Linked DNA regions of Homo sapiens: region 1 is linked to region 2. Evidence: read pairs that join two places in POLR2A ChIA-PET (ENCODE). Cell type or tissue: OCI-LY7. All regions are shown on one strand. Links, peaks and the distances in the headings refer to the core of each region. The heading gives the core; the rest is flanking DNA.

Region 1 (10,814 bases), core at 1,384-9,383, 120 kb before region 2:
GTTTCATGAGCATCGTCATGCAGCTGCAGCATTAGCTGCTATGAATGGACGGAAGATAATGGGTAAGGTAAGCTGTCGTAATTAAAGAAGGTGACTTGCACTGAAAAAATTTAAGTTATATATGATTTTGTTTCCTTTTTAGAAACATTAAACACTTTTTTTTTTTTTTTGAGATGAAATTTTGCCCTTGTTGCCCAATCTGGAGTGCAATGGCACAGTCTTGGCTCACTGCAACCTCTGCCTCCTGGGTTCAAGTGATTCTCCTGCCTCAGCCTCCCTAGTAGCTGGGATTACAGGAACGCACCACCACACCCAGCTAATTTTTCGTATTTTTAGTAGAAATGAGGTTTCACCATGTTAGCCAGACTGGTCTCAAACTCCTGACCTCAGGTGATCTGCCTGCCTCGGCTTCGCAAAGTGTTGGGATTATAGATGTGAGCCACCGCGCCTGGCTGAAACATTAAACACTTTATAGCAAAAGGTCAGTTATTGACATATAATATTAAAAAGGTAGGATAAAGCTTTTAGAGGGCAGAGGCTTGTGTTTATGTTAGTATTTTCTTTTCTTTTTTTTTTTTTTTGAGTTGGGTCTTTCTCTGTTGCCCAGGCTGGAGTGCAGCGGCGCGATCTCAGCTCACTGCAAGCTCTGCCTTCCGGGTTCATGCCATTCTCCTGCCTCAGCCTCTGGAGTAGCTGGGACTACAGGCGCCCGCCACCACGCCTGACTAATTTTTTGTATTTTTAGTAGAAACAGGGTTTCACCGTGTTGGCCAGGATGGTCTCAGTCGCCTGACCTCATGATCCGATCTGCCCGTCTCGGCCTCCCAAAGTGCTGCGATTACAGGCGTGAGCCACCGTCCCCAGGTTTTTTTGTTTTTTTTTTTTGAGATGGAATCTTGCTTTGTCACCCAGGCTGGAGTGCAGTGGCACCATCTTGGCTCACTGCAACCTCTGCCTCATGGGTTCAAGCAATTCTTCTGCTTCAGCCTCCTGGGTAGCTGGGATGACAGGCACCCACCATCATGCCCAGCTAATTTTTGTATTTTTGTAGAGACAGGGTTTCACTCTGATGGCCAGGCTGGTCTTGAACTCCTGACCTCAGGTGATCCGCCTGTCTTGGCCTCCGAAAGTGCTGAGATTACAGACGTCAGCCAGCAGCCTATGTTAGTATTTTCCATGGTGGATTGTACATGGTAAATAACAAAATATTTGCTGAATTACTCAAGCTTGGATGCTAATGGAAAAGAATGAAAGGAAAAAAAATAATATGGGTACTTTAGGTAGGAAAGGTTAATTGAATGATAACAGACACATAAAGATTAGGATTTGTCAACATTATTTGCCTAAATGTAGGTCAGAAGATTAAGTGTTGAAACTTGACCAGAGCTGGTATCTCCTTCAGTGTTTCATCTTAAACAGATATCTTCCTATGTGTTTATAGATACAAATGTGATTTTGGGCTTTATTTTTGTGAAGTATAAATGTAGAAATTTTTTTTTTTTAGGAAGTCAAAGTGAATTGGGCAACAACCCCTAGCAGTCAAAAGAAAGATACAAGCAGTAAGTATATTTTATGCTCTTTGAACATTTGTTTTTATTGTACCCAGTAGTTTTATTGTAAAGCCTATAAACATCATACATGTTTGCAGTAATGTTTTGATCGTTATCCTAAGATATGATTGAATGTGTTTGTGTTAATAAATTTAAGAACAAATCTAATCTTTGTCATCAGGTAGTACCGTTGTCAGCACACAGCGTTCACAAGGTAATTGTATCTTCTTAAACATAAAATGAAATCTCTTGAAAGGGTATTCACTAACCACCTGAAGTTTTTTTGTTTGATATTTGGGGGAGGGGGGCGGGAGGAGATATTATTTCTATTTGTCTCTCTAGCAATACTTTTCTCCCTTCTCAGTGTTGACCAAGTATAACTTGTCCGCTACTTTGGTGCTAGTTCAAGCTTTCTGACCCGTTTGGTAGCAGCTGATGCCTTAGAACTACTTTCACCAACTAAGGGGCAAAATACCCTCCTTTCTTGAGGTCACCATTTGGGCTTCATACCCAGATCTTCCAAATGCTTGAGTTGCTCCTCAAATTTTGTTTCCCAAAGAGCAATCCAAAATGTTGTTTAAGGCCTGTCAAATATGGGTAACTTTTCTTTCCAAATATGCTTTGTCAAATTGATGTATGTGTCCATTTTAAAGTGTTGGTCCAACAATTTTGCATTTTTAAAGTGTTTCTTTTTTTGATAATTGTCTTTTTTAAAAACTTCAGATATGGGTTGGTTATTTCTCTCCAATGCTTTTTTAATGGTTCTGATATAAAGTGAAGGGATTACTGTTTTCATTCTGTTGCCTTCAGTCTTAGTTCACTTGCACATGGATTCACATAAACTGAATGGTGTAATGTCTGGGCAACCAAAACTGTTGGCTTTTGAGAAAACTGTCAAATACTTTAACATCAAACTGTTGCAATGCAAGGTATTTCTTTGATTGTTCTTCACAAAATATGGTTAAACCAAGTATATATCATGTAGCTAGCTTCAGTAAATTGTGTTAACTGAGGCAAATCTAGTCTACATAATTCACAGTACCACTATTTTATTTTAATTTGTAAAGCCTTAATATAGTGGTAAACTGAATAAAAGTAAATAATTATTATTAGAATGGTAACTAAGTCATTAAATTTTTTTGCAGAACTGAAACTTGTATGTTATTAGTTTATTTTCTTAGACCAGTGTAATAATTGACTGTAAATAGAAATATAAATGTCACTTTACAGTTAGATGTATCACAGTCGTTTCAGGAGAATTTTTCCTATATTGTTACCTTGATTCATTGTTTAAAATTGGTAGGATTTGTATAGATATAGGATAGTGTTTTATTTATACTTTATCATAAGCCATAATCATTTTAAGAATACTTTATTGGATAGATTTTAGTACTTTTTAAATTCTAAAGTTCTATTTTTCTTTTCACTTCCCCTTCCTTCCCCTTATAAGATCATTTCCATGTCTTTGTTGGTGATCTCAGCCCAGAAATTACAACTGAAGATATAAAAGCTGCTTTTGCACCATTTGGAAGAATATCGTAAGTAACAGAAGATAAATAAAATCCTTTTAATTAGAAACAATTATATGTAGACATAACTTGAAAATAATTCTGTTGTGAATTTTGTACATTAATTTTATAACTTGAATATAATGTATTACATTGTTTAGAGATCATTCAAGAAGTTAACAGCAAAAGATTGTTTTCCCATTGATGAATAAACCTTTGGTTTTCAATTATCTTAAAATCCTTTTTCAATTAGCATAGCTCTTAAGAGACAAATTTGCCATTGTACATGTTTTACTTTCTTATATAGGTATCAAGCTAGCTTGGTGACAATCTTTAGTAAAATTGTGCTGTAACTAAGGAATTTAGATCTGTTGGGTACTTCTATGATACCATGCATTTTGTGTTAATATATTTTAACAAAAAGAAACCTTAACAATTCAACTTAAAAAGCAGTTATTGAATATTATTTTCTAGATATTTACACCCTTTTAAAAAAACTGCTAACAATAATAGTGCCTTAATAATATTTTATGAAGCACTGCCTTGCTTGCACTTGTTATTAGTCATACATTTTAGGCCCTTATGAATAAATACCTTACTTGAGATAGCATTCATCATAGAAGAACTTTAAAATTTTGAAAAGCATGCCATATTAGAGTAAGAATAACAAGTTGTTTACAGTACTTTCTGTAGAGTAATTAGCTTAGAAAACTTCTTCAGGGTTTCTGCTTGCTCTGTTATTTTTCCACCTAGAAGAATAGTAAAAAGGAAGTGCTAGCTGTGGTTTGGTTTGAACAGACCAACAGCAGAGATGAGATGAGGAGACTGGAAAGTAAATGCCAGTAGTATTGGTGAATTTTAGGAGCTTTCGTTTGAAGAGTTATCGTTCCTTGATTAGGGGATGTGACCAAGGAATTACCAACTTTAAAGGTGGTCACAGAATTAGGGCTTATAAATGGACTTCTTTCAGATGACATTTTTCTTTGTGAGACCTGATCAGGAAAATAAGTACAGCTTTCATTTCTTGATTGTCCTTCTTAATAATATCTTAGAGTTTCAATAATAATTAGCTTGCTTTCGAATATCTGGACTTAGACAGTCTTAGCCTTTGGCCTCTCAAGGGCTCTAAATCTCTATGCACAATTTTGTGTTTTCATTTTGGTGTGGAAAATCTTTGTAAATTTTATCCTATTGTCAGAGTAGTCATAGAACCATAAAAGGATAAAGAAGCCTGATCTAGATCTTTGCTGCTGCTTCAGAGAATCTTTTCAGAGAGAAATAAATGAGTTGAATATTTTTCAAGACTAACATTTTCTGAAACTTTAAGAAGAAAAAATTTTCTAACATTGTGAACAGATTAAGTAGCTATTTTATTAAATGCTTTGATTTTAATTGAGGTAGTTTTTTTGAAAACACGGGAATTTTAGTTTGGAATTAGGCAAAGATTGTTTAACAGTTGGTGAGTTTAAGTTAAGTGACCTTCAGATTTTAGCAATTTCATGATTTACAAATCGTGGGTTATATTTTTTTCTCTTAAATATATTTCTGTGTCATATTTTTAGTCTGTAGATTTTCTTATGGTCCCATGATTATTGGTGTATACTTTTTTTTTCTTGGTAAGACCTTTAAGTTTTATGATTTTCAATTGAGATAATGTATAATGTTTGAGTTTTAGGCTATATAAGGAATTAGCTTTCCTGCATTTAAAGGAATCATTTGGCAGTCAGTAGCATATTTTCCTGATTTTTTGTTGTTGTTAAAGGAGATAAGTTGATAACTGTATGTTGAAGGGTTCTCATGATATTCTCTAAAAAGTGCAAATATCAGTGCTTGATTTATAGATGTGTAATAAACAGTGGTCTGTAAAAGCATGTAGTATAAAAAATATGGTATTTTCCCTTATATACAGCCTATAAACTCTTCCTATTCCTTGAGTTTAGGGTAGACTAACAAATTACAGCGTAGAAGAGAGTCAGCTACCAGATTAAATGCATGCGTACCATACAGATAATTTATTAAGTATTTTTGCATATTGAACATTGACTTACATTAATTTTCCCTTTTCACCACCACGTCTTTGTCATTTTGACCCTGAACACTTAATAAATCACTCAGATTGATCTAAAATATGCTTATGTATACTTTAATAGAAAATTACATTGCATGGCTTTCTGACTTGGGTTTTTGTTATAAAAGTGCCTGTTTTGTTCATGTGTCCTGAGAGAGCAAGCATTGTGACATACCTGACTAACTTAAAAGCAGATTGCCTGTGAAGCACAATTTGAGTCCAATTTTTTGAGGTATGGAGTTTTAGCTATCATGGCTGGGTTTTTACTCAATCTCAAATAATAGGGCTCTGGTTATTTTGCAGAGTGTCTCTGAAGAATGGACAGAATTGCCCTGGCTAACTACAAGCTACGGTTCACAGTGGATAAATGTTGGCGTGCTTTTTTACTTTCTGACTTTTTAAAATTTTGCTTTTATATCTTGTAGTTCCAATCAATTTTATATGAATGCTATTATAAAATTCAGTGTAAAATCTTTTCTTGTCTAGCTTAAAACTTGTGTGTGTCTAGTATTTTTCTTCAATGATTTAACATTTCTGAAAATGTCAAGTTCTCAAAATTTAGACAAAAAGGGGGGTATAAATTGATCTGAAAAAATTAAATAGTTTAATTAGTTTAGGGAATATACAACTTTTTCATTCTTTTGGTTTCCAGTTTTCTATTTTTTTTTAATGATTAGGTAGAATATAGTGTCAAATAAGTTATAAATTGCATGGTTAAAGAAAGCCATTCATCTAATGTCCTGTGAACTTTATAAGTGGTTAAGTAGTTCATGTGAGTAGCTGCTTTCACCATGCTTAATATTTAAAAGTTTAAAAAGTTTTTTGAAGAGAGAGGCAATTTCTGTACAATATAAATATACATATATACTTAAGTTATTGATTTGCATGTCTATAAAATTAAGCCTCATTTCCTAATACATGATAAATTTTGTAGAATAAAAGGTGAATTTGCATTAAAGGTTCACTTTAATGAAGGTGAAACATGAGAATGAGTTGTGTGTGAAATTCTTATTTGATATCCAGAGGATAGTTTGCAAACCTAAACTTCTGATTGTTTCTGATTTCAGAGATGCCCGAGTGGTAAAAGACATGGCAACAGGAAAGTCTAAGGGATATGGCTTTGTCTCCTTTTTCAACAAATGGGTGAGCTCAGTGAGAAGTGCATGGATAATGCTTAAAGAGTAAAGAATGGAAACACTCCGTTTTAATTACTAATCTTTTTTTCGTCTGCTGTTTATTTTACTGATGATTAAAATAAACCCTCACTAGAAGATTTCTTCTGTTTTGTCTGTTTAACATTTATTGGCACCTGAGGCATGCAGAGTACTGATAAGATGTTTTCAGAATGTAGAAAGTAAAGTTGTTTAAATTATCAGCCAAAGGTAGATGTTGAAAATCTCATTTATGGATTTAATTCATTATCTCCCTAGTTTATATTCCCATGGTAGTTTAAAAGTAGCTAATAAAATACTGTGAGGAGGCCGGACGCAGTGGCTCACACCTGTAATCCCAACACTTTGGGAGGCTGAGGCGGGTGGATCACCTGAGGTCAGGACTTTGAGAACAGCCAGGTCAACCTGGTGAAACCCTGTTTCTACTAAAAATACAAAAATTATCCGGGCGTGGTGGCAGGCGCCTGTAGTCCCAGCTACTCGGGAAGCTGAGGCAGGAGGATCACTTGAACCCAGGAGGCACAGGTTGCAGTGAGCCGAGATCATGCCACAGCACAGCCTGGGCGACAGAGTGAGACCCTGTCTCAAAAAATAAATAAATAAATAAAAATACTGTGATGGATAGGAACTTTTTAAAAAATTAAATATTACCCGGGCACAGTGGTTTATGCCTATAACCTCAGCACTTTGGGAGGCTGAGAAGTTTGAGATAAATACTGGCAATATAGTGGGACCCTATCTCTACAAAATATATATATTTTTTATTTTACTTTTTTTTTAATTTTTTTTTTTCCGGGAATTCCGAAAATTCAGCCGAGCCCAGTGGCTCACACCTGTAATCCCAGCACTTTGGGATGCCAAGGTGGGCGGATCACTTGAGGTCAGGAGTTCAAGACCAACCTGGACAACATGGCAAAACCCCATCTCTACAAAAAATTAGCCAGGCATGGCGACACATGCCTGTAGTCCCAGCTACTTGCAGGGCTGAGGCGGGAGGATCACTTAAATCCAGGAGGCCAAAGCTGCAGTGAGTCATGATCAAGCCACTGTACTCCAGCCTGGGTGACAAAGTGAGGCCCTGTCTCAAGAAAAAAAAAGTTGAAAATTGTAAAGTACATTGAGAGGTGAAAACAATACAAGCTCAATCATGTACATGTCCCATCTACCAAAGATTTTTTTTTTCCTGTAAGATGAGAAAATAAAAATTAAGAGAATTTATTTGGTTCTCAAAACTTTACTATTAAGCATAGCATAATGTTTTAGAAAGGTAGAAAAATACCTTCTATAATGGATTGATAGCCGTGATTAATTTGAGTTCCTTAGAGGATTGATTCATAGGTTTTAGGATGTTTTAGTGCAAGTTAGGGAAATAAATTGGCGGTTTGATGGGCTAGGAACTCATTTTTCACATTTTCGAGATTGTGGACTGTAGGGTTCTGCTATATAAAAATCACTGTTGAATGTGTATTTAGTATGAACTAGAGTCAAATAGCAAAGGATGTCTCTTGATAACCTGTGTATGGCCTCTGGAGTTAGCCAGAGATGTATACAAATTCTGACAACCATTATAAAACAGATGTAACTTTGAGTAAATAATATAATTTTTTTTTTGAGACGGAGTTTCGCTCTGTTGCCCAGGCTGGAGCGCAATGGCGCAATTTCGGCTCACTGCAACCTCCATCTCCTGGGTTCAAGCAATTCTTCTGCCTCAGCCTCCCAAGTAGCTGGGATTACAGGTGCCGCCACCATGCACGGCTAATTTTTTGTATTTTTAGTAGAGACAGGATTTCACTATGTTGGCCAGGCTGGTCTCAAACTCCTGACCTTGTGATCCACCTGCCTCGGCCTCCCAGAGTGCTGGGATTACAGGCGTGAGCCACTGCGCCCGGCAGTAAATAATATAATCTTCTATAAAATCTTCTATAAATTTAAATCTATAAATTTCAACTTATGTAAAATTTGTGATACGTGCTTGGCTCTGTTACGCAGTGCTACAGCCCTGATTGCAATTACCCCCAGCCTCTCTTCCTATGTTCTACATGCTAGGAAGACCACAATACTGATTGAGCTTAGCTTCTCTGCCTACCCCAAAATAACTGAATGTTCCTGGAAAAAAACTGAGTTCAGGTGGTTTTGCTTCTAATTTAATGGTCACACACTTTAGGTGAGTACAGAGTACTGTCTTGGCAAACATGTGTTTCTCATCTTTCAACCACCAAACTTACATAAAATTCATCCACCTTCCCATTCTTCCTATTATAGTACAGGAAAGGTCCTTCCTGTCAAAGGCAAAATCACTTATGATTGTGTCCCCATCTCTCTTGCCTTTTCAAGGACTTTGAGCCTATGCTGCCACTGCTTCATTGTTTTTTTTTTGTTTGTTTGTTTTGTTTTGTTTTTGTTTTAACAGCAGCTTTATTGAGATATAATTCAAGTATACAGTGTGGCCGGGCACAGTGGCTCACACCTGTAATCCCAGCACTTTGGGAGACTAAGGCAGGCAGATTACTTGAGCCTAGGAATTTGAGAGCAGCCTGGGCAAAATGGCAAAACCCCTTCTCTACAAAAAATGAGCCAGGCATGGTGGCACACACCTGTAGTCCCAGTTACTTGAGAGGCAGAGGTGGGGGAATCACCTGAGCCCAGGAAGTTGAGGATCCAGTGAGCTGAGATTGCACCACTGCACTCCAGCCTGGACGACAGAGACCCTGTCTCAAAAAAAAAAATTTTTTTTTTAAAGTATACAATTCAGTGGTTTCTAGGTAATTCACAGAATTGTGCAACTATTACCAAAATAAATTTTAGAATATTTTTACCACCCCAAAAAGAAGCTACATGACTCATTAGCAGTCACTATCCTCCTTTCATGCCCCTCCTGCCAGCCCTGAACAATTGTCAATCTACTTTCTGTCTCTGTAGATTTCCCTGTTCTCAACATTTCCTATAAATGGAATCATAATGTGCTGTTCTTGTTATTACTGCTATTCTGTGTCATCACTCTATTCCTTCTCTACTGGATCATTCTCATCAACCTAGGATCTCTCTTTTTTTTTTGGAGAGAGGGTCTCACTCTGTCACTCAGGCTGGAGTGCAGTGGTGTGATCATAGCTCACTGCAGCCTCGAACTCCTGGCCTCAATCCATCCTCCTGCCTCAGCCTCCAGAGTAGCTGGGACCACAGGTGTACACCACCATGCCCACCTAATTTTTTTTTAAAAAAAGGCCAGGCATGGTGGCTCACACTTGTAATCCCAGCACTTTGGGTGGCCGAGGCAAGCAGATCATGAGGTCAGAAGTTCGAGACCAGCCTGACCAACATGGTGAAACCCCGTCTCTACTAAAAATAGAAAAATTAGCCAGGCATGGTGGCACACGCCTGTAATCACGGCTACTCAGGAGGCTGAGGCAGGAGAATCGCTTGAACCTGGGAGGCAAAGGTTGCAGTGAGCTGAGATTATGCCACTGCACTCCAGCCTGGGCAACAGAGTGAGACTCCGTCTCAAAAATATATATATATATTTTTTTGTAGGAACAATCTCACTTTGTTGCCCAGTCTGGCCTCGAACTCCTGGCTTCCACCAGTCCGCCCGCCTTGGCCTCCCAAAGTGGTGGGGTTATAGGCATGAGGCACCGTTCCTGGCCATCTAGTATCTCTTAATCAAAACCACTGTTTATCCTCACATCCCTTCCCTAACTGTATCCCCATTTCTTGGCTATAATTCTCAAGAGTTGTTTGCATATGCTTCTACTTTATCTCCCATTCACAACCACCAACATAGATACATCTCTGTTTTTTTTCCACTTTTTTGAGTGAGTAGTTTTATTTTTTTCCTGAGGAGCTGTATCAAAGTATCATAAACTGGATGGCTTAGAGCAACAAAAATTTATTTTCTCAATGTTTTGGAGGCGTGAAATTCACAATCAAGGTGTCAGCATGTCCATGCTCTTTTGAAGGCTCTGTAGAAGAATCCTTTGTTGCTTCTTCCAAGCTTCTGGTGGTTGCTGGTAATTCTTGGCATTCATTGGCTTGTAGCTGTATAACTCCAATCTCTGCCTTCATCTTCACATGACCATCTTCTCTCTTTGTGTATCCATATAATCATCATCTTTTTTTTTCGAGACAGGACCTCACTCTGTCACCCAGGCTGGAGTGTGGTGGCACAATCACAACTCACTGCAGCCTTGACCTCCCAGGCTTAGGTGATCTTTCCATCACAACCTCCTAAGTAGCTGGGACTACAGGTGTTGCAACACCATGCCCAGCTAATTTTTCTATTTTTTGTAGAGACAGGATTTTGTCATGTTGTCCAGGCTGGTCTCGAACTCCTGGGCTCATGATCCACCTGCCTCGGCCTCCCAAGTGCTGGGATTATAAGTGTGAGCCACCGTGCCCAGTCTGATCTTTACTTCTTATGAGGACTTGAGTCATTGGATTTGGGGCCCACCTTAATCCAGTATAACCTCATCTTAATTACTTCGGCAAAGACCCTGTTTCCAAATAAGGCCATATTTCACAG
Region 2 (10,814 bases), core at 1,981-9,980:
CAGCAGCACATGCTCTGCTTAGACCTTCTCTTCCAGTTTGAGCCCGTTTGGAAAAAGCCAATGTATTTTAACTTACTATATCCCATCCTTGTGCAAACATTGCCATGCCTTTGCAAGATCCATTGGCTTCAACATCGCTTTGACTTGCCTGCTTACACCAGATTTATGACCATAGGAAGAAAGTTACATTTTCTGGTTCTTTTTTGTTTTTTGTTTTTTTTGAGAGGGAGTCTGGCTCTGTCGCCAGTCTGGAGTACAGTGGCACGATCTCGGCTCACTGCAACCTCCGCCTCCTGGGTTCAAGTGATTCTCCTGCCTCAGCCTCCCGAGTAGCTGGGACTATAGGTGCGGGCCACCACACCCAGTTACTTTTTGTTTTTGTTTTTGTTTTTTTTTTGAGATGGAGTCTCACTCTGTTGCCAGGCTGGAGTGAGGTGGCGCAGTCTTGGCTCACTGCAACCTCCACCTCCTGGGTTCAAGCAATTCTCCTGCCTCAGCCTCCTGAGTAGCTGAGACTACAGGCACGTGCCACCACACCCGGCTAATTTTTTGTATTTTTAGTAGAGACGGGGTTTCACCGTATTAGCCAGGATGATTTCGATCTCCTGAGCTCGTGATCTGCCCGCCTCAGCCTCCCAAAGTGCTGGGATTACAAGCGTGAGCCACCACGCCCTGCCTATTTTTGTATTTTTAGTAGAAACAGGGTTTCACCATGTGGGCCAGGATGGTCTCCATCTCTTGACCTCGTGATCCGCCTGCCTCGGCCTCCAAAAGTGCTGGGATTACACGCGTGAACCACCGCACCCGGCCTTCTGTCTTAATTTTCACAAAAGTATTTGGCCCCAAAGGCAGCCGATGCAGGGGCAGAGTGTGAATGTCACAGGAGCCTCTGTACCTGTGACTCTTCCCACCCAGGCCCCGCCCCGCTGGGGGTGGCAGCCCTGTGGCCTTTGCAGCCAAGCAGCATGAGTCATCTTGGTCACTTGTTAAACCTTAGCTTCAGACTCAGAGCCGCTTTTGTTTTTCAGTTGAATCGGCAGCCCCGGACACACACATACCCCACCACACACCCACACACAAGCACGCGCGCGCACATGCGCAGCCAACCAGGCTTAGTTCTTAAGTGGGAGAACATATTGTTTGTCATAATTAATGTCACATTCCTGAACCTGGCCTTTCTCTGCCACCCTAGGGGCTGATGGTCTCTGTCTGGGAAGCCCTGTATGCTATCAGTTAGGGCGGGAGGTTGGGGAAGAATTCAGATCCGACCAAAGGAACAAGGCAGGAATTCATCCTCCTGTGACTGAAGGGACGTCCACAACCCAAACAGGGCCCCACTATTCCAGCCAGGGCGGCAGAGCCTCTCCTTGTCCTCCCACCCAGGGTTGGAGATTTAAGTCTCCATACGTCTCAATTCACTTCTTAACCCCAGTGGTTCTCAACCATGGCTGCATGTTAGACTCACTCAGGGAGCTTAAAAAATTTCTGATGCTCAGGTCAAAAACCAGACCAATTAACTCAGAACCTTTGAGGCCTTTACTCTTTGACCAGGTAGATTTATGATTTACAGGCTCAGATGGAGCCATACGCTCCGTCCAGCAGTCCTTCAGTACTCTGGGGTCCACAGCCCCAACAGTTTCCAGGCCCAAGAACAGTGATTGGACACCCCCACTGCTCTCTGGGCCCCCTCTGTCCTTCCTCAGTCAGTGTGGTTGAGAAAGTGCAGGGAAAGGAACACTCCTTTTCTCCCACTTCAGAGAAAGCTAGCAGCGTCCCCACCACTGCTGGCCACACACCCTGTGACCTCTGTGCTTTGCTCCGTATGCTTTTTCCTCTGTCTCATTCTCAAATGTTTAGTCTGTTTGTTGGTCTTTTCTTCTTCAGCTTATGAACATCCTTGTGTCACTACCACCTAAAAAACCCAAATCCTTATCTCCATTCTGTCTCCCCTTCAACTTAGTACCTACCTCTTAGCTTAGTGGCTTCTTCTTCTTCTTTTTTTTTTTTTTTGAGACAAGGTCTCGCTCTGTCGCCCAGGCTGGAGGGCAGTGGCGCAATCACGGTTCACTGCAGCCTCGAACTCCCAGGCTAAAGCAATCCTTCCACCTCAGCCCCTGGAGTAGCTGGGACTACAGGCGCCAGCCACCACACTGAGCTAATTTCATTTCTTTTCTTTTCTTTTCTTTTTTTTTTTTTGAGATGGAGTCTCACTCTTTCACCCAGGATGGAGTGCAGTGGTGCAATAATTTTTGTATTTTTGTATTTTTAGTAGAGATGGATTTTTACTGTGTTGGTCAGGCTGGTTTTGAACTCTTGACCTCAAGTGATCCGCCTGTCTCGGCCTCCCAAAATGCTGAGATTACAGGCATGAGCCACCGCACCCAGCCTCACTCAGCTAATTTTTGTATTTTTTGTAAGAGACAGGATTTCAGCATGTTGCCTACACTGGTCTTGAACTCCTGGGCTCCAGTGATCCTCATGCCTTGGCTTCCCAGAGTGCCGGGATTGTGGGTGTGAACCACCGCCTGGCCCTGCTAAGCTTCTTGAAGGAGTAGCCCAGAGGCAGTCTGCATATTGTCACCTCTCCTCAACCATCACAGGCGGCTTTCGCCCCAGCCCAACAAAGATACTCCCCACACTCACTAAGATCACCAATGACCTCCTTGCCACCAAATCCTTCCTTTGCTCATTTTCTTTTTCTTTCTTTCTTTCTTTCTTTTCTTTCCTTCTTTCTTTCTTTCTTTCCTTCTCTCTCCTTCTTTCTCTCCTTCTTTCTCTCTCTTTTCTTTCTTTCTTCTCTCTCTCTCTTTCTTTTTTTCTTTTGAGGGGGACAGAGTCTTGCTCTGTCGCCCACGCTGGAGTACAATGATGCAATCTCGGCTCACTGCAACCTCCACCTCCTGGGTTCAAGCAATTCTCCTGCCTCAGTCTCCCGAGTAGCTGGGATTACAGGCACACGCCACCACGCCTGGCTAATTTTTGTATTTTTAGTAGAGACGAGGTTTCACCATGTTGGCCAGGCTGGTCTCAAACTCCTGAGTGCAGGTGATCCACCCACCTTGGCCTCCCAAAATGCTGGGATTACAGGCATGAGTGAGCCCCTGCGCCCGGCGCCTGTTACAAATTAATAACACTAAAATAATAGCATTGCTTTGTGCCATTATTCCTTCATTCATTTAAAAACTTTTATTGAGAAACTACAATGTGGAGGCACTGTTTCTTAAGCTCTATGGCTATTTTTTTTTTTTTTTTCTGAGACGGAGTCTAGGTCTGTCTCCAGGCTGGAGTACAGTGGCTCGATCTCAACTCACTGCAACCTCTGCCTCCTGGGTTCAAGTGATTCTCCTGCCTCAGCCTCCCAAGTAACTGGGATTACAGGCATGTGCTGCCACACCTGTCTAATTTTTGTATTTTTAGTAGAGATGGAGTTTCACCATGTTGGCCAGGATGGTCTCGATCTCCTGACCTCGTGATCCGCCCACCTTGGCCTTTCAAAGTGCTGGGATTACAGGTGTGAGCCTCCATGCCCGGCCAGCTCTATGGCTGTTATGAACAAAAGATATGTGGACTCTGCTCTCATGAAGCTTACATTCTAGTAATAAGAAACAAAGCCAGGCACAGTGGCTCCCGCCTGTAATCCCAACACTTTGGGAGGCCAAGGTGGGAGGATCACTTGAGGTCAGGAGTTCAAGATCAGTCTGGCCAACATGGTGAAACCCCACCTCTACTAAAAATACAAAAATTAAGGCCAGGCATGGTGGCTTACGCCTGTAATCCCAGCACTATGGGAGGCTGAGGTGGGCGGATCACCTGAGGTTGGAAGTTCGAGACCAGCCTGACCAACATGGAGAAACCCCGTCTCTACTAAAAATACAAAATTAGAAGGGCGTGGTAGTGCATGCCTATAATCCCAGCTACTCGCGAGGCTGAGGCAGGAGAATTGCTTGAACCTGGGAGGCAGAGGTTGCAGTGAGCTGAGATCGCGCCACTGCACTCCAGCCTGGGCAACAAGAGCGAAACTCCATCTCAAAAACCAAAAACAAAAACAACAACAAAAATTAGCCTGGCATGGTGGCACGCCCCTGTAATCCCAGCTACTCGGGAGGCTGAGGCAGGAGAATCGTTTGAACCTGGGAGGCAGAGGTTGCAGTGAGCTGAGATCATGCCACTGCACTCCAGCCTGGGTGACAGAGTGAGAAATGAGATGTTATATTTAAAAAACTTCCACTTCTTTTACTCTTTTATTTTTTAAAATTTATTTATTTATTGTTTTCAGACAGTCTCACTCCGTCACCCAGGATGGAGTGGAGTGGTGTGATCTTGGCTCACTGCAACCTCCCCCTCCTGGGTTTAAGAGGTTCTCCTACCTCAGCTTTCCTAGCAGCTGGGATTAGAGATGCCCAGCTCCAAGCCAGGCTAATTTTTGTATTTTTAGTAGAGACAGGGTTTCACCATGTTGGCCAGGCTAGTCTCGAACTCCTGACCTTAAGTGATCCCCCCACCTCGGCCTCCCAAAGTGCTGGGATTACAGGCGTGAGTCACTGCGCCCTGCCAAAACTTCCACTTCTGATAGCAACCACAAATATGAAATATGCAGGAATAAAGTCGACCAGTAATGTGAAAGACATTATGAAAAAAAAACATTCAGAGAAATAAAGGGAATCTTTAAAAATGGAAAGAAACACTATGTATACCTAGATTGGAAAATCTAATATGAATTTTAAATTTTAATTTATTTTGGAAATACTTTGATGTAATAAAAATCAAAAGTTTAAATCAGAAAAAATAATTTTATTTTTTATTTTTAAATATTTTCTGACATATTCTGAGTCTGACTTTTGTTTGAGGAAATAATTTTAAAATGTTGAAAAATGGTATAAGACTGGTGCTACCAGTCATTACCATTTAGTACTTGGAAGTGATAACCAAACAGTGTGGAGCTGGCACAGGAAAAGACAGGTATGTCAGTAACACAGAAAGAAAAGACAGGTATGTCAGTAACACAGAAAGAAAAGACAGGTATGTCAGTAACACAGAAAGAAAAGACAGGTATGTCAGTAACACATCAATAGGAAAAAGGATAGATTACTTAGGGAATGACAAAATGTTTCATCTTGATGACAAATCTCGTAGGTTGGAGGTAGCTGCTTGCAGTTCTAATCGGGCTGTGAGGCCTAGTCTGAGTTTAGCCAGGAGTTCTGCATTTGATTAGAAATGTCTTCCGGGGGCCCGGGAAGGGGAGACAGATTCACTCGGACCACATATTTTCCCTTCTTGGATTATTCAATAAATATCATTGGACAACGAGCCTGCAATTTGGGGAAAAAAAATTACTAGCTCTTCCCATCATATATAATATATACCCAAGTAAATGTCAGATGGTTTAGATTTAAATAGTATAACAAAATGGAAATATAAAATACTAGGAGGAAAAAAGAGGAAATTTTGAAAAACAATTATTGAAGTTAGGGAAGGACTTTCCAAACCTGACTTTAAAGACAGAAACCATAAAGTTAAAGATTGATAGATTTAGCTACTTAATCATTAGACACTTCTGCAGAGCAGAAGTTAAAAGAAAACTGACACATTAAAAAAATGCATTATATGTCGAAGCGTTAATATTTTACTGTATAACGAGATCCTCAATCATTAAGAAAAATACGAACACTCCAATAGAAAAAGGTGAAAAAGATACGAATAGGCAATTCACTAAAGGAGAAATGCAAACAGCTGAGAGATACATAACATTTCTTTTTACTCACCAGTAATCCAAGAAATGAAAATTAAAACAATGCTATACCATTTTTTTCACCTGCCAAACTGGCAGAGAAAAATCTCCAGTGTGCTTAAGGATGGGGGAAACAACACTGAAATGGAGAAAATCCCAGCTAACTGGGCCTAGTCACTTTGGACACAAATTCTACTTTATAATGGTTTCCTATTTCAGAAAGCAGTCAAGCAGTAGAGGCATTTACTGGAGAGATCTGCAAAAGTTGAGAAAGGAGAAGACCTCTATGGCTAAACTATAATTCTGTAAATTTGTGGTTAGCAAGAATATCCTGTCAGACTGTTAAATTCTAGTTTCCTTTTCTTATTCTAAAACATCTTTTCTGAAGAAATGGGTCATGAGGGCTTAGCCTATTTTCCCCTAACAAAGCTTTAACATCTTGGATACCCAAATCCCTTGTTAAAATTTTGGGTATAAACTGGCCCCACCTTAGGGTACAGTGAGACAGCCCCCTACTGGGGATCACAGCATTGGCTTGAGGCCAAGAAGCCCACCCAGATGGGCCACTTCCTCCCCTGTGAGGAACAGGGGACTCACAGGTCTCCAGTCTTCTAATCCTGATCTGACACAGGTACAATAAACTCCATGTTTGTCACCTTGTTCTCAGTGGTGAGCTACAAAAATTAGCCGGACGTGGTGGCCGGCGCCTGTCCCAGCTACTGGGGAGGCTGACGCAGGAGAATCGTTTGAACCTGGGAGGCGGAGGTTGAAGTGAGCCAAGATCGCGCCACTGCACTCCAGCCTGGGATAGAGCCAGAAAAAAAAACAACAACAGTGCTCTTATAATAAATAAGACAAAATGCCCATCCCAGAAAGAAAACATGCAAAGGATATAAAGAGGTGGTTTATAAAAGAAAAAATATAAATTCAAAAATCATGAACCTTTCAGAATGCAAATTAAAATCACGAAGAGATCCTGCTTTTTGTTTAACAAATCAGCAAAGGCTAAAAAAAAAAGCAAGATGATGCCCAATGTTGGTGAAGGTACAGAAAAAGGGGCACAGTGATGACAGTACACTTTGGTAAAATCTTTCTGTAGAGTAGCATTTCTCAAAGAGTGGTGGGGGGCCCTAGGGCGCCCTCAGATCCTTTCAGGGGTCTGAGAGGTCAAAACTATTTTCTTTTTTTTAATAGGAAAATGTTTTTTAATTGGAACATTTTGGAAATAAGATAATGCAATGTCTTCTATAGTTACTCATTTACACTGAAACGTGATGGGTAACTTTTAGGGCGTTTGCTTCCAGTCACTTTCCCCTGACTCCTTGATGTGATAATTCCTTCCATAAGATACAACCATTCTCCCAAGAGACGCGATGACGAGTATGTGCGTGACTCTGGAGGGAAAGGGTCTACATCTGTCTCTGCTTGTGCCTCGGATGGGTTTTACAGTAGACGTACCACTGACCCCGCCTCTTCACCAGGTAACAGTCCTTGCAGCGCTTCTTAAGGACAGTCTTGTTTTTGAACCCCAGCGCGGGCAGCAGGTGGGGCAGGAGGCCGGGTGAGAGAAGTGAGCGCACTTCTGCCCCGGGTTCCACAGCCACGGGGGCTGCACCTCGAAGGGATCCAAATAGAAATGTGGAGAGGGCTCGAGGCTTCACTGTGTGACGACTGAGATATAGCATAGGGTTCACCATTTTCCTTATAAAAAGAGTTGCCATGTTGTGGTGAATCCGGCCGCGCGCTCTCACCCCCGCGCCGGTCCCTGCGTCGGCCCCTGCCAGGAAGAAAGATGGCGGCGGAACTATTTTTATAATAATACTAAGATGTGGCTGGGTGTGGTGGCTCACGCCTGTAATCCTAGCACTTTGGGAGGTTGAGGTGGGTGGATCACCTGAGGTCAGGAGTTTGAGACCAGCCTGGCCAACCTGGTGAAACCCTGTCTTTACTAAAAATACCAAAAAAAAAAAAAAAAAAAAAAAAAAATTAACTGGGTGCGGTGGTGCGCGCCTGTAGTCCCAGCTATTCAGGAGGCTGAGGTAGAATCGCTTGAACCTAGGAGGCAGAGGTTGCAGTGAGCCGAGATCGCGCCACAGCACTCCAGCCTAGGAGGCAGAGCAAGACTCCATCTCAAAAAAACAAAACAAAACAAAATTTGTTTGCCTTTTTCACTCTCGTTTGCTCACTGGCACAGAATGTAATTTTCCAGAGGTTAGATGATTGTGATATCACGTGATTAAGGCAGAAACAAACAGGAGACAGTGTATTCTATTGTCAGACATTAAGGAGATTTCCAAAAATGTAAATCTTAGTGTGCAAAATAGTTTCTCACACTAAGTTTTTTTTGCTTTGGAAATTTTTTTGTTTGTTTTTGTTTTTAGATGGAGTTTACTCTCGTTGCCCTGGTTGGAGTGCAATGGCGCCATCTCGGCTCACTGCAACCTCCGCCTACCGAGTTCAAGCAATTCTCCTGCCTCAGCCTCCCGAGCAGCTGGGATTACAGGCATGCGTCACCACGCCCGTCTAATTTTGTAATTTTAGTAGAGACGAGGTTTCTCCATGTTGGTCAGGCTGGTCTTGAACTCCCGACCTCAGGTGATCCGCCTGCCTCGGCCGCCCAAAGTGCTGGGATTACAGGCGTGAGCCACCGCGCCCGGCTGGAAAATAGTTATTTTTAATAAAAAATATCAACTTATGTTAGCATTTAATGGGTTTATTATAGTTATTTGTAAAATAATTAATATGTAAACATTTAAAATGTTTATATGCTTTATTTTGTGAGATGGTTAACCACATAACAAAAATGCTTTTTAGGAATCTCAATTTTTTTTTTTTGCAACAGGGTCTCACTCTGTTGCCCAGGCTGGAGTGCAGTGGTGCGATCATGGCTCACTGCGGCCTCATGGGCTCAAGTTATCCTCCCACCTCAGCCTCCCGAGTGGCTGTGACCACAGGCACTAGGCACTATACCTGGCTAACTTTCGTATTTTTTGTAGAGAAGAGGCTTTGCCATGTTGCCCAGGCCAGGATTGTCTATGAGCTTCCGGGCTCAAGTGATCCTTCCTCCATGACCTCCCAAAGTGCTGGGATTATAGGCGTGAGCCACCACATCGGCCAAACTGAGTAATTTTTAAGAGTGTAAAGGGATAAGATCAAAAAGTTTGAGAACTGCTGTTCTATAGCAAAGTGATAATGTGCATGAAAAGCCTTGGAAATGGAGCTGCCCTTAAATCAAGGCTTTCCTCTTTTGAATAATTTGATTTTGTTCTTTTGTTTTTGAGATGGAGTCTCGCTCTGTCCCCCAGGCTGATGTGCAATGGTGCGATCTCGGCTCACTGCAACCTCTGCCTTCCGGGTTCAAGCGATTCTCCCACCTCAGCCTCCCCGATAGCTGGGACTACAGGCACCCGCCACCGCGCCCAGCTACTCTTCTGTATTTTTAGGAGAGACGGGGTTTCACCATGTTGGCCAGGCTGGTCTGGAACTTCTGACCTCAAGTGATCCGCCCGTCTCGGCCTCCCAAAATGCTGGGATTACTTACAGGCGTGAGCCACCGCGCCCGGCCTCCGTTGTCTGTTCTGGAGTTCCAGACCAGCCTGGCCAACATGAAGAAACCTCATTTCTCCTAAAAATACAAAAATTACCTGAGCGCTGTGGCGGGTGCCTGTAGCCCCAGCTACCGGAGAGGCTGAGGCATAAGAATCACTTGAACTGAGCTGATATCGTGCCACTGCACTCCAGCCTGGGCGACAGAGCGAAACTCTGTCTCAAAAAAAAAAAAAAAGAAAAGAAAAAGAAAGAAAGACAGCAAAATGTACAAACAAATATGCATTAAATAGGAGAGAGGTTAAAAAAATAACATATGGCTAAAAAAAAAACGCACAAAATTGTAGTATTTATTGTAGTGAAAATGTTCACAATTTATTAAGGTAAAAAATAGGAAAAAAATATAAAATAATGAAAGAATAGTCTTTTCAACAAACAATGTTGGAACAACTGGATATCCATATGCAACAGAACAAATCTGGAATCTTACACCATATACAAAAATTAACATAAAATGAGTCAAAGACCTAAATCCGAGGTCATGAAGATTTATATTTTTGTTTTCTTCTAAGATTTTTATAGTTCTAGTTCTTACACTATAAAACTCATAGAAGAAAACATGAGTATAAATCTTCGTGACCTTAGATTAGGGAATGGTTTCTTACATATGACAATAAAAGCACAAGCAACCACAACCAAAAAAACAGAAAGAAAAAATTGGTCTTCATCAAAATTAAAAACTTTTGTGCTTCAAAGGACATTATTAAGAAAGTTATGACAACTCACAGAACGGGAGAAAATATTTACAAATTATATATCTAATAAGGTTCTAGTATATAGAATATATATAGAACTCTTACAACGCAATAATAAAAAGACAACTTAATTTTTTAAATGGGCAAAGGATTTTATTTTATTTTGTTGTTTTGAGATGGATTCTCGCTCTGTCACCCAGGCTGGAATTGTGATAGCGTGATCTCGGCTCACTGAAACCTCCACTTCCCGGGTTCAAGCAATTCTCCTGCCTCAGCCTCCCGAGTAGCTGGGACCACAGGCGCACACCATGGCACCTGGCTAAATTTTTTTAATTTTTAATTTTTTAATTTTTAATAGAGATGGGTTTTCACTATGTTGCCCAGGTTGGGGAGGATTTTAATAAATGTTTCTCCAAAGAAGATATATAAACAGCCAATAAGCAAATGGAAAGATACTCAATTAGGGAAATGCAGGTCAAAACCACAATGAGGTGTCACTTTACACCCACTAGGATGGCTACAGTAAAAAAAAGAAAAAAAAAAAAGTGGCCAGGTGCAGTGGCTCAAGCTTGTAATCCCAGCACTTTGGGAGACTAAGGCAGGCAGGCAGATAGTTTGAGACCAGCCTGGGCAATGTGGCAAAACCTTATCTTTACTAAAAATACAAAAAATTAGCCAGGTGTGGTGCCGCGTGCCTGTAGTCTCAGCTACTTGGGAGGCTGAGGTGGGAGGATCACCTGAGCTCGGGAAGTTGAGGCTGCAGTGAGCAGAGGTCGCACCACTGC

The links. ChIA-PET counts read pairs that join two places held together with the same protein. Peaks named below come from ENCODE experiments on the same cell type or tissue, not always from the same donor. Only the 100,000 strongest peaks of a DNase experiment are listed, where the experiment ranks them.
Region 1: POLR2A ChIA-PET joins it to region 2 with 11 read pairs; 6 of 35 experiments call an interaction of 5 or more read pairs at or near these places.

The regions. Positions count from the first base shown.
Region 1 is chr2:70,220,009-70,230,822 of GRCh38, reverse strand. It overlaps TIA1 (TIA1 cytotoxic granule associated RNA binding protein), which reads left to right. Exons shown (of 13, transcript NM_022173.4): 3 at 1-67; 4 at 1,505-1,559; 5 at 1,732-1,764; 6 at 3,001-3,088; 7 at 6,194-6,269. Among named protein-coding and RNA genes, the nearest start is that of TIA1, 23 kb to the left of the region's middle. In OCI-LY7, for the core only: no CTCF peak of the experiment used is centred there; no DNase peak of the experiment used is centred there.
Region 2 is chr2:70,099,186-70,109,999 of GRCh38, reverse strand. It overlaps the pseudogene MRPL36P1. Among named protein-coding and RNA genes, the nearest start is that of PCBP1, 17 kb to the right of the region's middle. RefSeq lists an enhancer at 6,518-6,567. In OCI-LY7, for the core only: CTCF peaks have their summits at 6,040 and 6,243 (motif pointing left); DNase peaks (open chromatin) are centred at 2,039, 2,559, 5,199 and 6,309; H3K4me3 peaks cover 3,775 bases; H3K27ac peaks cover 4,404 bases.